2 separate regions of the Homo sapiens genome follow, and region 2 is linked to region 1. A link is a loop called in an ENCODE intact Hi-C map of the cell type or tissue named here. Cell type or tissue: ascending aorta. All regions are shown on one strand. Each heading gives the region's core, and the rest is flanking DNA. Links, peaks and the distances in the headings are about the cores only.

The links. Hi-C counts contacts between places; a loop is a spot of excess contacts. Peaks named below come from ENCODE experiments on the same cell type or tissue, not always from the same donor. Only the 100,000 strongest peaks of a DNase experiment are listed, where the experiment ranks them.
Region 2: it touches region 1 in a loop (5-fold over the local background); 3 of 110 quality-filtered maps call a loop at or near these places.

What each region holds. Positions count from the first base shown.
Region 1 is chr2:105,601,975-105,607,426 of GRCh38, forward strand. The region is part of intron 1 of LINC02946 (long intergenic non-protein coding RNA 2946); the gene reads right to left. Among named protein-coding and RNA genes, the nearest start is that of LINC02946, 5.9 kb to the right of the region's middle. In ascending aorta, for the core only: no CTCF peak of the experiment used is centred there; a DNase peak (open chromatin) is centred at 3,207; H3K4me3 peaks cover 725 bases; H3K27ac peaks cover 1,726 bases.
Region 2 is chr2:105,668,649-105,674,100 of GRCh38, forward strand. No RefSeq gene overlaps it. Among named protein-coding and RNA genes, the nearest start is that of LINC02946, 61 kb to the left of the region's middle. In ascending aorta, for the core only: no CTCF peak of the experiment used is centred there; a DNase peak (open chromatin) is centred at 2,733; H3K27ac peaks cover 486 bases.

The DNA.
Region 1 (5,452 bases), core at 202-5,201:
TCTTTGGTATTTACCCAAATGAGTTGAAAACTTATGTCCACATAACAACTTATAATACACACAGATGTTTATAGTAGCTTCATTTATAAATGCCAAAATCTGGAAGTAACCAAAATGTAGGTGAATGGCTACATAAATTGTGGTACATCCAGGCAGTGGAATAGTATTCAGCATTAAGGAGAAATGAGCTACCAAGCCATGAAAAGACATGGAGGAATATTAAGTGTATATTACTAAGTGAAAGAAAAAGCCAGCCGGGTGTGTTGACTCACGCCTGTAATCCCAGCACTTTGGGAAACTGGGGCAGGCGGATCACGAGGTCAAGAGATCAAGACCATCCTGGCCAACATGGTGAAACCCCGTCTCTACTGAAAATACAAAAATTAGCCGGGCGTGGTGGCGCATGCCTGTAGTCCCAGCTACAGCTACTCAGGAGGCTGAGGCAGGAGAATCACTTGAACCAGAAGGCGGAGGTTGCAGTGAGCGGAGATCCTGCCATTGCACTCCAGCCTGGCGACAGAGTGAGACTCTGTTAAAAAGAGAAAGAAAGAAAGAAAGACAGAAAGAGAGAGAGAGAGAGAAGGAAGGAAGGAAGGAAGGAAGGAAGGAAGGAAGGAAGGAAGGAAAGAAGGAAAGATGGAAAGAAGGAAAGAAGGAAGGAAAGAAAGGGAAAGAAAGAAAGAAAGAAAGAGAGACAGAAAGAAAGAAAGAAAGAGCCAATCTAAAAAGACTACAAACTATATGATTGTAACTATATGACCTTCTGAAAGAAGAAAAATTATAGAGATAATTAAAAGATCAGTGGTTCCCAGGGTTTGCGGGAGGAAGGAATGAAAAGGCAGAGCACAGACTTTTAGGGTGATGAAACTATTCTTTATGATACTGTAATGGTGGATACATATCATTATATGTTTATCAAAACCCATAAAATGTACAAGACCAAGAGTGAACACTAATATAAACTATGGACTTTGGATGATAATCGTGAGTCCATGTAGGTTTATCAGTTGTAACAAATGTATTGCATGGTGTAGGATATTGATAGTGGGGTAGAAGGAGCTGTGGGAGAAGATGCAGGGGATATATGGGAACTCTGCACTTTCTGCTCAGTTTTGCTGTGAACCTAAAACTGTTCTAAAAAATAAAGTCTACTAAAAAATAAACTGTATAAGATTTAATTAAATATATTAAAAGCAGAGGTAATTGATCTTCAAAATGGATGACCTCCTGTTTTATGATATATTACTATCATCTATACTCTTATTTCTATCTATTGTATCTGTATAAAGGAGTTATTATACAATGGTGTACATCCGTGTAACTCTTCCCAACTCCGTGTTAAGTGACCTCAATTTGGTAGCTTGAAATCAACTTGGCCATAGCTGGTAGTGTTTGCAGTATAGAAGTAGGCAACCACTACATAACAGCACTTTGCCCCCAAAGACAGCTGATTATTTTTAAAATTATTACTAATATTTTTCAGAATCAAGGTCTTGCTCTGTTGCCCAGGCTGAAGTGCAGTGATGTGATCATAGCTCATTATAACCTCGAACTCTTGGGCTCAAGCAATCCTCCTGCCCCAGCCCCTCAATTATCTAAGATTACAGGTACACATTACAACATCCATTTTGTTGTTGTTGTTGTTTTGTACAGACATGGTCCCACTATGTTGCCCAGACTGGTCTTGGCCTCCCAAAGTGTTAGGGGGCTAGCTGACAAGCCCAGCCCAGAGCTGGTTATTGCACATCTGTGGCATACCACTAATAGTGGGTACAGTTGTTGGACTCATGTTTAGGATCAGTAACATATATACACCTGAGAATGTCAATCAAAATACGCCTTTTGGAAACATTATGGAAGCATAGATCTTCACATATGATTAATTTAAGGTTTACTCTGAAGTCATCCAGAGACCTCTTTAGAATGGTTCCAAGAATTCCCTCTTTTGAAAGCCAACCAATCTAAGGAATTAAATCACTCAAATTTGAAGAAGACAAATATGCCTCAGGAGCAGCACTCTTGCTATCGAAATCACTCAGATCATGTTCTGAGTGATAGATCCTAATCGCTGAACTGTTTACTGTAATTAAGTCTATCAGCATGGTTTTCTCCTGACGAAAATAAAGTTTGGTATATTATGTCTTTTGCAAAAGGTGTCTCTTATCTCCTTTAACTTGTAAATCTATGAGTCAGTAAGATTTCTCTTCAAAACCTGATTTTTCTTCCCTCCTCATGGATATAAAGAACTTAAAAAAATCAAATTAATATTGCCCACAAGAAAGAAGTTGGTTGCAAGCACCATTATTTTATGCAAACACTATTATATCCTGCTATATCTCATCAAGAATATTTGTGTGTCTGAGGAACATGTAGATCTTTTACCAGCCTTTGTTTCCATCGATGAAGTATGCAAGTTTGAAATAGATTCCAATCTGTCAATGCTTCTTTTGAGTCTACATTGTGGTGCTACTGTACAAACCAAACATGGAGGAACAGTTTTGATATAGAGGCAATCTCACTTGTAATTGGTGTTAGCACAACTGTTTGCTTTTAGCCCAACGACTCTCAGCACTGCCTGCCTGTTAGCATCAGTGGATAAGGGAAGGAGAGCTTTAAAAAAAAAAACACTGAAGCTCAGGTCCCAACACCAGGGATTCTGACTTAATTGGTCTTAAGAGAGTTGAGGGAATCAATAAGTTGTCAAATCTTTCCAGGTGATTCTAATATATAGCTATGATGAAGACCTACTATTTGAACCTATATAAAAATCATTTGATGCAGTTGATGTGAATTTGTTATTTGTTGACCTGAGACATAGGGGAACAAGTCAAGTCAAGTCCAATAAAAAACAAATCAATCATCTCTGATTATGGCATGATTTCAGTGTCTTTTGGATAGTTTAAAAAAATGGTGCTTCAGCATCAATAATATCACATAAAATCACCCTCTCTGTTGGGCAACTTCTAACATTAAAAGGTAAGTCCTATAAAGTCAGTTCAGTTATATCCCACTGAGGGTCCACTCTGCAGCCAGTGAGTGAGTGGTGGAAGGCGCTGGCACCACCATGTTCCAGGCTGCTTTGTGGTTAGGCTTCATTCTGCTTCCTCTCCTGGCACTGCCTTGCTTCTGACCCATTTTCTAAGCCAGATCTCTCAGTCTCCTGCCAATTCTGTGAGCCTCATATCCTTGTGAAAAAATTCTTCCCGTCACCAACCCCCGCCCTTCTTTTTGCTTAAAATAGTCAGAAGCACTTTTTGTTCCTTGGAAGAGAAAGATTCCTAACTGATACTTTGTCATACCCCTAAAGGAAACAGAAACCAGTGACCAGTTTTCAAAAAAAAAAAATTTCTGAACCTAAGAACATAAAAATTCAAGAAGAAAATAGTTGGGAGACTTGCCCTGCAAAAAAATAAATGTTGCAAAGTATACAGAAAAAGGAAATAGAACAGAACAGAGCATCTGAAAGCAGCCTCAGGCATATGGAGGCTCGGGCTATAACAGAGACGGCGTGATACATTGCAGAAAGGACAGGTTACTCAGCAAACGGTGCTTGGAAAATTAACACTCAGTGCGGGAGAAAATACATTACTTTCTGAGGTATGAAAAATCTAAATGCAAAATCAAAACTTTAAAACAGTTGGAAGAAAATGCAAGAAAATATAGGCCAGGCGCAATCGCTCACACCTGTAATCCCAGCACTTTGGGAGGCCGAGGTGGGCGGATCACTTAAGGTCAGGAGTTTGAGACCAGCCTGGCCAACATAGTAAAGAGCTGTCTCTACTAAAAATATAAAAATTAGCCAGTGTGGTGGCGAGCAGCTGTAGCCCTAGCTACTCAGGAGGCTGAGGCAGGAGAATTGCTTGAAACCAGGAGGAAGAGGTTGCAGTGAGCCAAGATCGTGCCACTGACCTCCAGCCTGGCTACAGAGCAAGACTCTGTCTTGAAAAAAAAAAAAAAATCTCTTTATGCCATATACATGTACCCAAAACTGAAAGGGAAAGACTGATGTATTTGACTACAATTAGGTAAACTTTATTTATTTATTCATTTTTATTTTTAGACACAGAGTCTTGCTCTGTCGCCCAGGCTGGAGTGCAGTGGTGTGACGGCAGCTCACTGCAGCCTCAAACCCTTGGGCTCAAGGGATTCTCCTGCCTCAGCCTCCTAAGTAGCTATGACTACAGGAGTGCCCCACCATGCCACGCTAATGTTGTATTTTTTTATTATTTATTTATTTATTTTTGTAGAGACAGGGTCTCTCTTTGTTGCCCAGGCTGGTCTCAAATTCCTGGGTTTAAGTAATCCTCCTGCCGTGGCTTCCCAAGGTGCTGGGATTACAGGCATGAGCCACTGCACCTGGCCCCAAAATTTATCATATGAAAAGCCACCATAAACAAAGTGAATAGGCAAGTCACCAGTTAGAAAAAGATTTGCAATTTAGATAACCAGAAAAGGATTAGAACTTAGTATGTGTAAAAAATTCATACAAATCAGTAAGCTATAAACAGGCCAATAGAAAAAATGAGCAAGGGATATAAATGGATAAAACACAGAAAAGAAAAACTGAATAGCCTATATATATGAAAACATGATTATTCACTAGTAATAAGAAAAATGAGTTATTTTAGTTTATACTCAAAAGTATTGATGAAGATGTAGAGAAATGAGAACTCACAAACTGCTGGCAGAAGCGTGAACTGGCTCAAGACTTTGAAAGACAATTTGGCAATAGATGGTTAAGGGGAAGATGAGTATGTATCGTCTACCCGAGCAGTGTTGCTTTCATGGTTCATGCTAGAGAAACTCACACTTGGCCATGATGGCACATGTATAAAAGTGCTCATTGTAGCATTGCTTATATCAGAAGAAAAGGCAAAAATCAAAATGTCCATTAACAGTAAATAGGTAAATTATAGTATATTTATACAGTAGAATACTATACTTATCACACAGGATTAAAAGTTAATTAACTAAAGCAGCATACTTCATCATGAATGAATGTCAAAAACATAATGTCAAGTGGGAGAAAAGCAAGTTGCAAAATTATATCAGTTAAACCAATTATTTAAAATTGGTATATTATGTCTTTTGCAAAAGGAATCTCTTATCTCCTTTAACTCGTAAATCTATGAATCGGTAAGGCTTCTCTTCAAAATGTGATTTTTTCCCCTCCTCATGGATATAAAGAACTTTAAAAAAACCAAACTAATATTGCCCACAAGAGAGAAGCTTATTGCAAGCACCATTATTTTATGCAAACACTATTATATCCTGCTATATCTCATCAAGAATATTTGTGTGTCTGAGGAACATGTCAATATTATCTATAGGAAAAGTATAAAAACATAATCAAGAAGAACATTCACTAACCTCTGCATAGTTAGTTCCTAGTGAGGGAAGGAAGGGAATGACATCAAGAAGCCAAAGGCAATTCGATTGCATCTGTAGTTTC
Region 2 (5,452 bases), core at 159-5,158, 67 kb after region 1:
GCTTGCTAGAGCAAGGGAGCCGGCCACCATCACTTGTGTTGGCAGAAACTCAGAGGCAGGCAGAGGAGTGGGAAAGCTTCATGTGAAAGGAAGAAGGCTCCAGGTGTGCCCTGATTGGAGACTGTTGGTCTGGAGGAGCTGAAAGGTCCCAACTAGAAATGAGACCTCCTATGTGATTGACTGGGGAGTCATATTTGGCTTTCTCCTGTGGATCCTAAGTTGGAAGTGGGGTGAAAATTAGGGCAGCTGTCAGTTATGAATCAAGTCTTGTCTGTGTGAGCTGATTGTTACGGGTTTATGGTTGGCCTTCCTGGATTGTTGCTAGAGACAGTGGTCTGACTTCCTACAAACATGACTTACAGGAAGCAGGGTAGATTCCTGGGCTGGTTACTGTAGATATTAGGTTGGCTTCTTTGGACGCAGGTGGTGGGTCAAGTTCTATATATATATATATATATATATATATATATATTTTTTTTTTTTTTTTTTTTTTTTTTTTTGAGACAGAGTCTCTCTCTGTCGCCCATGCTGGAGTGCAGTGGTGTGATCTCGGCTCACTGCAAGCTCCGCCTCCCAGGTTCACACCATTCTCCTGCCTCAGCCTCCCAAGTAGCTGGGACTACAGGCTCCTGCCAGCATGCCCAGCTAATGTTTTGTATTTTTAGTAGAGATGGGCTTTCACTCTGTTAGCCAGGATGGTCTCGATCTCCTGACCTTGTGATCTGCCCTCCTCAGCCTCCCAAAGTGCTGGGATTACAGGCGTGAGACACTGCGCCTGGCCTCAAGTTCTTTTTTATATGGTCTGACCATTGACTGTTTGTATGCTCAGCCTTTTATATCCTTTAGCTGTTTCTATCCATAGGCTTATCTCTCAGAACAAAGCCTGACTCAGGCAAAATGTATCTGTTTTTACTGCAAAATCTTCTTATCAGCATCAGTCACAACCCACTCTAAGACACAGAACCAACCCTGGATATTTCAAACCCAGGGAATTGATCATGGGGGTGTTGGAGGACCAAAAGGGAACCAGAGGATGCTACCAACAACCTCAGAAGCAGCTCCTGCTCTAGGACTGATGTAACATGGGAGAAGAATGATGTTACCAGGAGCAAGAATGAGGGCTCCGGTTGGGGAAGCTCCAGGCAGCTGGTGCGCAGGGCTCTCTGGAAGGCACATGACCCAGAAAGTGTGAGAAGACAGCAAAGCTTGTCTTGGTAGCTCAGAGGGGTCCCAGTAAGGTTGGGGCTGGCAGTGCTGAGAGAAGCCCAAGGCTGGGGCCATTGTCTGCTGCTCCTGGGCAAAGCTGGCATCAGAAATAGAGTGGAAATTCCTTCTCTCTCCTCCCACCTGCTTACCTCCCATTGACAGAAACCAACTGGAAGACCTCTGAAAGGAGGGTCTGGGGAACATATAGGCTGCTGTGTTCCAGGGCAGAGGATAGGCTTGGAGCTCAGGGGTGCTTGGTAAAGGAGCCAGTGCCGTAGCTGAGAGGCAGCTTATCCTGGAGCTGCTGTGACCATCTCCATGAGGATATGTGGAAAGAGAGAGGATAAGCATCCTCCATGTCACAAGAAATGATCCTGCCACTGTAACTTGTAGGAGCTGGCTACACACACATAGATTTCCATATACATAGGATCTGATGAGAAGGATTTGCATATCATGCTAAGAGTGCTTCCCTATGGATAGCAGAGAAGAAAGGCCAGGGGAAGTAACGCAGTTAACATCATTGTGCCGTGCTTGGTTTTTTCACAATAAATATATTAACATTACAACTTTTAAAAACCTCAACAATGTCCCTAGCAATGCACATCGAGGCTCTCTCTGACTCATGCTGGCAGCTCACGGTCACAGGGTGCCATGGAAGGTGTGTGGCAGCAGCCCCGGGTGCTGTAGTTTGGAGCCAGCATCAGCCAATAGTCCCTGGCTCTCGGCCCAGCTATGCATGCACCTCCATGCTGAGAAGAAGTGAGACCTCGGTGCCTCCATGCTGAGAAGGAGTGAGACCTTGGGGGATGTTCTGTTCTACATGACGTGCCCATGTGTAGAAACTTCCAGAACATCTGCAGGAGCTGTGCATCCGCTGATGTTCAGAGAGTTTGTTTAAAGAAAAAGATATGTGCTTGAAAGGAAATGTTGTGGGGAATATGATTTTTCTGATTTCTATTTTCCTTATTTGCCAGCTTTTCCTATTCCTGCCACCTCTCTCTGTCCATCAGAGCCTCCCAGGGTAATCTCTTATTTTATGTCCCTGAATGAACTCACAGTCCATAGAATATACCACTGGAACGTGCTTCTCAGACTTTCCTGTGCCGTGAGCACCCTCTCCACTCCCCACCAGGAGCTTGTTTATAAATGAAGATTCCCGGGCCTCCCCTATGGAGATCTCATAAAGGACGAGTAAGTGGGGCTCAGAAATCTGCCTTGTAGACTCTCTAGGTAATTGTAAGTCCACATTTGAAAAAACAGCTTCAGAGAGGAAAAAAGTCTAATTCAGGAGTCATCACACCCTGTTCTGACACACGGCCAACACGATTATAGCAGGGATGCCAACTGTGTTGGCTTTATTTCTGTGGGCTATTTGTTATTTTAAAAATAAAGAGTACTTAATGTATTTTGGCCCTAAACTTGTGGCTTGGTGAACAGATTTGAGCTAAGTGAAGAAATTGCCGAGCTGGCTGATGGAGGCTTGTGTTCCCTGGGTCCCATCCGCCTTCCCAGGCTGTGCTTCATCAGCTCCGTGAGTCATGTGGGGCAGCGGTTCAAGAAGTGGTGGCTGTGACGAGAGACTTCATGCAAGAAGGCCTTTCCAAAGTGTCATCCAGCAAAGGTGAGTGTGCTCCCCTGCCGTCTGCATTTCACATGTTGCTTTCCCCCTTGCTGACACTCATAAGAGTTTGTCTTTTAAATCACAGCTTTTTATCTTGCAGTTAATTTTCTCCTTTCATCCTATGCTGAAGTTGTATCCCTGGAGTGGCATCACTGAATTATGGCTGCTTTCATCCCAGCTATCCATGGCGGTGGATGCACTGCACTGTAATTTTCCTTGAAGGCTATGTGGAGGTCCAATGAACCCATCCCCACGGGCACATGGGGGAGTATTGTTCTGCACTGTTTGAGCGCCCACAGCATATGAGGCAGCAAGGAGGCCCTGGAGAACCACATTCACTCTTTTTTTTTTTTGAGATGGAGTCTTGCTGTGTCGCTCAGGCTGGAGTGCAGTGGTGCAATCTTGGCTCACTGCAAGCTCCGCCTCCCAGATTCACGCCATTCTCCTGCCTCAGCCTCCTGAGTAGCTGGGACTACAGGAGCCCGCCACCACGCCCGGCTAATTTTTTGTATTTTTAGTAAAGACGGGGTTTCACCGTGTTAGCCAGGATGGTCTCGATCTCCTGACCTCGTGATCCGCACGCCTCGGCCTCCCAAAGTGCTGGGATTACAGGCGTGAGCCACCGCACCCGGCCCATGTTCACTCTTGAAGAAGACTCCAGTCAGAGTAACCCTGGTGAAGAGAAGCCAGGGTTTCAGGAAAGAAGGAACGTGTTGCTTAAGACTCATCTTGTCTGGTTTTGGTTTCCAGCCTGATCAAGCGCTGCGGGGGAAGCCCTAAGCGGAGCCTTTCATGGTAACTTGTTCATGGAAGAGACTCTGCAGGATTGGTCAGGGAATATTCCAAAGCACCAGCTACACACCCAGCTCAGTGGGAAACCTTCACATGAGTGACCCAGGAGTCTTAGGCATAGTCTTTCTCTTACAGATATAGACTGTGTATAAAACCAACCTGCCCATACATGAACGTAGTAATATGAAGCATCACATCACAATACGGTTTAAAGTGCCAGGGGAAAGCAGAATGGAAAAAGTCCCTATGAGCTACAAAGGGAATGCTTTGTGGAAATGGAGGGAATTCAAGACAGCAAAGAGTAGATGTGACCAATAGAAGGAAGAAGCATAAGACAGGGGTTTGGTAATAAAGATGGTGATTTCAGCTTGAGCCACAGTAGTCTAACATGCTGGGCAAATGCCCCACCGCCGACGTAAAATTGCTTCCTCCCATTGAGACCACTGAGTTACACATATAAAAACTCCACAAATGGCAGCTTGAACAGGTAAGGGGTTTCTTTTTTCACAAAGCAAAGACTTCAGAAATCAGAAGTCCAGGGCTCTGTTGGAGACTGTCTCCTTGCTTGCTTCAGCAGCCTGTTCTCATAGTCACAGGATGGCTGCTGGACCTCTGACATCACCCCCGCAGAGCTGGTGGAATGAGAGGGACATCAAAGACAAAAGGCACGTGGTAGCCAAGTCTGTCCATGCTTTTTTTTTTTTTTTTTTTGAGATGGAGTCTCGCTCTGTCACCTAGGCTAGAGTACAGTGGCAGGATCTCAGCTCACTGCAACCTCTGCCTCCCAGGTTCAAGCGATTATCTTGCCTAAGCCTCCTGAGTAGCTGGGATTATAGGTGTGCACCACCACACCTGGCTAATTTTTGTATTTTTAGTAGAGACGGGGTTTCACCATGTTGGCCAGGCTGGTCTCAAACTCCTGACCTCATGATCCACCCACCTTGGCCTCTCAAAGTGCTGGGATTACAGGCGTAAGCCACTGCGCCCGGCAAGTCTGTCCATTCTTAATGGTAAGAAAACATGGCTTTCCCTGAAGCCCCACCCTGTGGTTTCCTACATCATCAGATCTACGTGGCCCTGATTGCTGGCTGCAGTGAAGCTGGGGAAGGGAGTGTTCTCACTGGGCTGCTCTGAACAAACACAGAGCTCTGTTAGCAAAGAAGGAGAAATCGGCATTGGATGCCCAACTGGTAGCGTCAGACACAGCCGCCATCCACTTTCCGCTTCACTTTCACCAAGCGAGTACTTTGTCTCCAGCACTGGGCGAGAGACTGGCTGAGAATGGAAAGATAAGAACAACAGCCACTGTGTGTTGAGCACCTTCATGTATTCAGCCCTGTACTCAACCCTTTGCTCACCTTAAAGTACGTGTGTCCAATCTTTTGGCTTCCCGGGGGCACATTGGAAGAAAAAGAATTGTCTTGGGCCACACGTAAGAGAGACTAACATGAACAATAGCTAATGGGCTGGGAAAAAAAAATCACAAAAAACTCTCATGTTTTAAGAAAGTTTATGAATTGGCCAGGCGTGGTGGCTCACGCCTGTAATCCCAGCACTTTGGGAGGCCGAGGCGGGTGGATCACAAGGTCAGGAGATCGAGACTATCCTGGCCAACATGGTGAAACCCCTTCTCTATTAAAAATACAAAAATTAGCTGGGTGTGGTGGCCTGTGCCTGTAATCCCAGCTACTTGGGAGGCTGAGGCAGAAGAACCTCTTGAACCAGGGAGTCGGAGGCTGTGGTGAGCCAAGATCGCACCACTGCACTCCAGCCTGGTGACAGAGTGAGACTCCACCTCAAAAAAAAAAAAAAAAAAAAAGGAAGGAAGTT